Linked DNA regions of Homo sapiens: region 1 is linked to region 2. The links are chromatin contacts, found by Hi-C or POLR2A ChIA-PET in ENCODE. All regions are on one chromosome and are shown on one strand. The core of a region is the stretch at or near the end of the contact, and the rest is flanking DNA. Distances in the headings are between cores, read along the strand shown.

Region 1 (3,024 bases), core at 17-2,516, 94 kb before region 2:
GACACACGGATCCCATCCAGACACCCGGACACAGGAACCTGGGCCCCCAGACATCCAGACAGGCACCTGGGCCCTCAGACACACAGATCCCACCCAGACACCCGGACACAGGCACCTGTGGGCCCCCAGACATCCAGACAAGCACCTGGGCCCCCAGACACACAGACCCCACCGAGACACCCAAACACAGGCACCTGGGCCCCCAGACACACAGACCCCACCCAGACACCAGGACACAGGCACCTGGGCCCCCAGACACACAGACCCCACCCAGACACCAGGACACAGGCACCTGGGCCCCCAGACACAGGCCCCGCACAGACACAGGCACCTGGACCCCCACCGCAACCCCTAGAAAATCCCACAGGCAGCCTCACAGTTCATTCCTCATCCTCAGCCCAGTGATTTTCACAAAATCCCTGAGAGGCCTGTCTGGATTTTTTTAATGATTAATTTTTAATTCTACAGTAAGACAAGAAGACACTCTCCTTATGAATAATTAACACACAACAAACCAGGCCAGAAGCACTTCAGACGCCAGCGTCAATCCCGGCTGGTGGCTGTCCCGCTATCGATACAGAAGCGGACACGTTCCGTGAAATGCAGTTTACAGACAGGGTCTCGCTCTGTCGCCCAGGCTGGGGTGCAGTGGTGCGATCACAGCTCAACCTCCTGGGCTCAAGTGATCCTCCCACCTCAGCCTCCCGAGCAGCTGGGACTACAGGCGTGCAGCACACACGGCTAATTTTTGTATTTTTAGTAGAGACGGGGTTTCACTATGTTGGCCAGGCTGGTCTTGAACTCCTGACCTCAAGGGATCCACCTGTCTCAGCCTCCCAGAGCGCTGGGGTTACAGGTCTGAGCCACTGGGCCTGGCCGGCGGCTAATTTTTTTATGTTTGGCAGAGACAGGGTCTCCCTGTGTTGCCCAGCATGCTCTTGAACTCCTGGGCTCAAGCGATCGATCCTCCTGCCTCAGCCTCCCAAAGTGCTGGGATTACAGGCATGAGCCACCACACCCGGCTAATTGTCTTTGCATTTTTTCAGTAGACACTGAGTTTCGCCATGTTGGTCAGGCTGGTCTCGAACTCCTGACCTCAGGAGATCTACCCGCCTCGGCCTCCCAAAGTGCTGGGATCACAGGCGTGAGGCACCGAGCAACTTTGTAGCTTCACTCCCCGCCCTGCCATCCCCTCTCTGGCCACCAGAGTGCGCCGAGGCCCCACGAGTTCCTTCCAGAGGTCCTACCTTTGGGCGTGCCCACCGGCGTCTGCAAGAAAGAAGAGAGAAGGGTCAGGGGCGTCAGCATCCCCGGGAAGAGGAAGGGGAGCCATGGGGTCAGGAGCCTGGGGAGGGCATGGCACAGTGGGTGACGTCATACGCACCCGCTTCTCATCCTATCCTCTTGGGACTCTGGCCAGAAACACAGAGGTCATCTTTCTTTTTTCTTTTTATTGAGATGGAGTTTCGCTCTTGTCGCCCAGGCCGGAGTGCAATGGGGCAATCTTGGCTCACTGCAACTTCCGCCTCCTGGGTTCAAGCGATTCTCGTGCCTCAGCCTCCCCAGTAGCTGGGGTTACAGGCCTGCGTCATCGCACCTGGCTAATTTTGTATTTTTAGTAGAGACGGGGTTTCTCCATGTTGGCCAGGCTGGTTTCGATCCCCTGACCTCAGGTGATCCACCCACCTCGGCCTCCCAAAGTGCCGGGATTACAGGCTGAGCCACCACGTCCGCTCCATCTCATTTCTTCCCTCCCTCCCCACATACCCCCGCATCAGCGGCTCCCGCAGGCCACCCTGAATCCAGCCGGCTCCTCCGTGCCCCCTCCAGTCTCGTCCACTCCTGCTCTCAAGCGATCCTCCTCCCTTGGCCTCCTGGGAGCCACTGTGCGAGGCTCAGGGTCTAGTGTCGCCTGTCTGAACCCGTTCTGCCCTGCATGGTCAGACCCTGCACACAGGCCCCTCTCCCTGAACTGTGCCCTGGCATCCCTGGTCTTCTTGCTGTTTCTGGGACACACTCCTGTCTCAGGGCTGTGGTGTCTGATGCTCCCTCAGTGCACTCTTCCCTCATCACGTCACTGGGTGTGCCCGTCAGGAAGGCAGGGGCCGTGCATGTGTATTGCTGAGTCTCCCATGACAGCACTAGTCCATGCTCAAACAACCTTCAGGGAAAAGCACCTGGAGAACTCCTATTCAACCTTCAAAACCCACTTCCTTGGCTGGGCACGGTGGCTCATGCCTCTAATCCCAGCACTTTGGGAGGCCGAGGCGGGCGGATCACCTGAGGTCAGGAGTTCGAGACCAGCCTGACCAACATGGCCAAACCCTGTCTCTACTAAAAATACAAAATTAGCTGGGCGTGGTGGCGGGCGCCTGCAATCCCAGATACTTAGGAGGCTAAGGCAGGAGAATCACTTGAACCCAGGAGGTAGAGGTTGCTGAAATCGTGCCATTGCACTCCAGCCTGGGTAACAAGAGTGAAACTCTGTCTCAAAAAAAAAAACACAAAAAAACCACCCCACGTCCTCCAGGTCGCCTGCCCAGCCCTCCCACGAAACCCACATCCTCCAGGTCGCCTGCCCAGCCCTCCCACGAATGAGGCACTTCCTTGGGGATTCCACAGCGCCCTGGGCTTCCCACCTCTTCGGCCTGACCACCCTCCCTGGGTGGTCCCCAATACACGCCATCTTCCCACCTGACGTGAGCTCAGTGAGGTCCAGGACTGTGCCCAGAACCAGGTTTTTTTTTTTAGAAAGAATCTTGCTCTGTCTCCCAGGCTGGAGTGTAGTGGCGTGATCTCAGCTCACTGCAACCTCTGCCCCCTGGGTACAAGTGATTCTCAGCCTCAGCCTCCCGAGCAGCTGAGATTACAGGTGCCGGCCACGACATCTGGTTAATTTTTGTATTTTTAGTAGATATGGGGTTTTATCATGTTGGTCAGGCTGGTCTTGAACTCCTGACCTCAAATGATGTGCCTGCCTCGGCCTCCCAAAGTGCTGCGATTACAGGCGTGAGCCACTAAGCC
Region 2 (3,202 bases), core at 530-3,029:
CCCAACACCGCCGTTCACTGTTCTGCGCACCCACCTGCACCCTTGTTCACGTCATTCACTGTTCTTTTTTTTTTTTTTTTTTTGAGACGGAGTCTCGCTCTGTCGCCCAGGGTGGAGGGCAGTGGCGCGATCTCAGCTCACTGCAAGCTCCACCTCCCGGCTTCACGTCATTCTCCTGCCTCAGCCTCCCGAGTAGCTGGGACTACAGGCGCCCGCCACCACACCCGGCTAATTTTTGTATTTTTGGTAGAGACGGGGTTTCACCGTGTTAGCCGGGATGGTCTCGATCTCCTGACCTCGTGATCTGCCCGCCTCGGCCTCCCAAAGTGCTGGGATTACCGACGTGAGCCACTGCACCCGGCCAACCGTTCACTGTTCTGTGCACCCACCTGCGCCCTTGTTCACGTGTCTAACTGCTGCGCGCCTCTGCTCTGGGAGCCCCAGGAGGGTGGGCGTCTCTGTCACCACTGGGTCCCCCATGCGGAGCACAGCACCCACAAGGTGCCCGATTAGTGACCAGCGAATGCACGAAGGGCAGGAGAGCCCTCAGCTAGCCCTCACCCCCATCACCGTCCAGCTGGGGAAACCGAGGCTTGGAGAGAGGCAGAGACTGTTCCAGGTCAGGCAGCGGAGCCAGGCCTCTGCCCCGGCCCGAGGCCACCCCGCCTGGCCATGCCCGCCATGGATGGACCGGCCCAGCCAGTCCCCTGTCCGCCCTCGTCACGTGCGGCCTAATGAGGGCCTTGGCGCCCAGATGAAAGCGGTGGGAAGGACAGGGGGTGATTACCTGCCCTGATGGTGGTGATTCAGGCGGCAGCCAGCGGGCCCGGGCCCCCTTCCCAGTGCCCCCCGCCCGGCGGGGACACCGACTCCCCTGGCCTCCAGGTACCCACATCCCCTGCTGTGCCCAGCCTCTCCTCTTGCTCCTGACATTCCACAAACACTGAGGGCCTACCTCAGTGTGCTCGGCAGACCCTGGGGACAGAGACGCCCGCTCCGTGACGTCCTGGGCCCTGTGGGGACCCAGCTCCGCCACCCCTGTCAGTGTGACCCTGGGCAGGTCCCATCCCTTCTGTGTGCCTCCTTGTCCTCACCTGCCAGATGGGGTGTCTGGGAAGAAGCAGAGGGGGCCCCGACTCAGGCAGCCCTGACTGGATTCTGTGATGTCAGGAGTCCGGAGGTCAGCCCCCCGCCGCTTCCGCCATGCAGCTGGGCCTGCCCCAGCCCCTCTGGAGCCTCAGTTTCCCACCTGCAGATGGGTGGCCCCACCCACAGGGTTGTACCACACGGACGCTTCTCTGCCCCTGAGCCGGGTCCGCCGCTGCAGCCTTCGCTTTAACAGTGCAACCCTCCCACCAGGCAGGCTGCACCCATCTCACAGACCACGGAAACTGAGGCCGAGGCTGCACAGAGGAGCCTCCGGGACTCCCCCGCGGGCGCAGGTCACCGTGAAGACGGCGGCCGCGTTGCCGTCACCCGCCGCCTCCCCACCCCAGGCCCCCGCCGCCCCGCACTCACTGTCCTGGCCGTGGCGCCAGCGGGTGCCCTGCACGCGGCCGCCGGGATCCACGCGCAGGAAGAAGTGAGTGGAGGAGAAGAGGCGCCGCCAGCGCACGTCGCCCTCCAGGTGCGGGTAGCTGCGCGGTCCCCGCGACGCGCTCGGGGTTCCCGCGGCGTCCGGCGCCCGCGCCAGCAGCAGCCAGGCCAGGCCCAGCCACAGGCGGCGGCGCATGACCCGGCACCCGGTTCGCTGCGCGCTCGTCGCTCCCGGGCGTCCGCGGCTCTGCCTTCGCGCGGCGGGGCCAATGGGGCGCCTCGGGGGCGGGGCCGGGTTCGCTGGGGCGGGGACGCCGGCCAATGGGGTGCCTCGGGGCGGGGGCGGGGTCCACTTGGGCGGGACCAGGCTAGGGCGCCGGCCAATGGGACGTCTCGGGGGCGGGGGCCAGGTGCACAGGGGCGCGGCCGTGCGGGACTCCGCGCTCGGCCTCCGCGCGTTTGTTGTTTGTCTCGCGGGGCGTGTCCGTGAGTCAGCCGAGTCCCCGGGCGGGCTAGGACCTCGGGTTGCGGGGGCGGGAGTGTGAGACGCGGGCCGCAGAGACCTGGAGGGAGACAGAGACCCGGAGGGAGACAGAGACAGAAAGACGGCGGCAGTCAAGAGACACAAGGAAGATGACCGGGAGAGACGAGAGAGACACAGAGACAGAGAGGGGCAGAGGCGGAGATGCTTGGGGACAGAGATGGACACGGGAGGTCCTGCCGCGTGCGTCAGCCGTGGGACCAGCCAGGCTCCGGGGCATGCCCTCGTGGGACTTCTCTCCCCGCAAATTGTAGTTTCCCGAAAGCCAGGCCCACAAGGGTGTGGGAATGCGCGGGTGGGTGGGCAGGTGACGACTGGGGACGTGTGTTTGGGCAGGTAGGTGGGCAGGAGGGAGGATAGCCACGTAGACCTGTCGGTGGCCGGCTGGCGGGGCACGTCGGAGGCGGCAGGAATGGGGCGGCCCCATTCGCACCCACACTTGCTCCTCCCTTAGAGCCATACCCCAGGCCCCACGGGGAACCACCCAGCAAGGCGGCTGGCCCCCACCCTTCCTCTGCCTGCCCCATGCGCTGGGCCCCAAAAGGTGAGCACAGTGACCCTCACAGACTCACAGCCAAGTGGAGGCATTGACAACTGGGGAAACCGAGGCCTGAGAGGGGCGGCGACCTCCGCTGTGGGGACACAGCTCCCAGCAGCCCAGTCCTGGCCCTGCGGCCACAGCCCCAGGTGGCACCCACCTTTAAATAGCACCAGGCTGAAGACATGGCGACCAGCCTGTCCTGCCGGGGAGCCCTCTGGAGGGATAACCGGTCTGGCTGGACGCTGGGATGCCTTCTTGGTGGCTCAGGCATCTCCTGACCCTCTCTTCCTGGCTTAGGCGGGTCACACAGAGGGTGTGGCAGGTGCCACAGTCTCAGGGACAGGGGTCCCCATGGCTGAGGTCCAGCCTGGCCTGGCTTCCCACACTAGAGCCCTGTGGCCAACACCCCAAGCTTCGGTTCCGCCTCTGTAAAATGGGCCAGTAAAGAGACGTCTGGAGGAAGACAATGAGACCCTCCACGGAGCACGCTGGGCAGAGGGCGCGGCACCAGACACTGAAGAAATGTCCACCGCCTTCTCGCCAGCAGGAGCCCAGGTCTTCCCTTCTTAGAGTGTCCGCCCCCC

What was found. Hi-C counts contacts between places; a loop is a spot of excess contacts on that map. ChIA-PET counts read pairs that join two places held with the same protein, here RNA polymerase II (POLR2A). Pooled maps may share reads with other maps.
Region 1: a loop to region 2 is called in a pooled map, with 4 times the contacts of the local background. The contact joins the enhancer-like site here to the promoter of FGF22 in region 2. A Hi-C loop is called at or near these places in 9 of 50 pooled maps. POLR2A ChIA-PET finds 5 or more read pairs at or near these places in 4 of 52 experiments (H1, HEK293, common myeloid progenitor, CD34-positive and 1 more).

Annotation. Positions count from the first base shown.
Region 1 is chr19:732,418-735,441 of GRCh38, reverse strand. It overlaps PALM (paralemmin), which reads right to left. Exons shown (of 9, transcript NM_002579.3): 6 at 1,248-1,269. Among named protein-coding and RNA genes, the nearest start is that of MISP, 17 kb to the left of the region's middle. RefSeq lists an enhancer at 1,088-1,137. Within about 2 kb of position 1,266, at least 7 of the 41 ENCODE cell types and tissues checked have a DNase peak (open chromatin) inside an H3K27ac peak, as active enhancers do.
Region 2 is chr19:638,456-641,657 of GRCh38, reverse strand. FGF22 (fibroblast growth factor 22) reads right to left here and starts at 1,779. Exons shown (of 3, transcript NM_020637.2): 1 at 1,519-1,779. The coding sequence starts at 1,732. RefSeq lists a silencer at 1,607-2,096 and an enhancer at 2,438-3,163.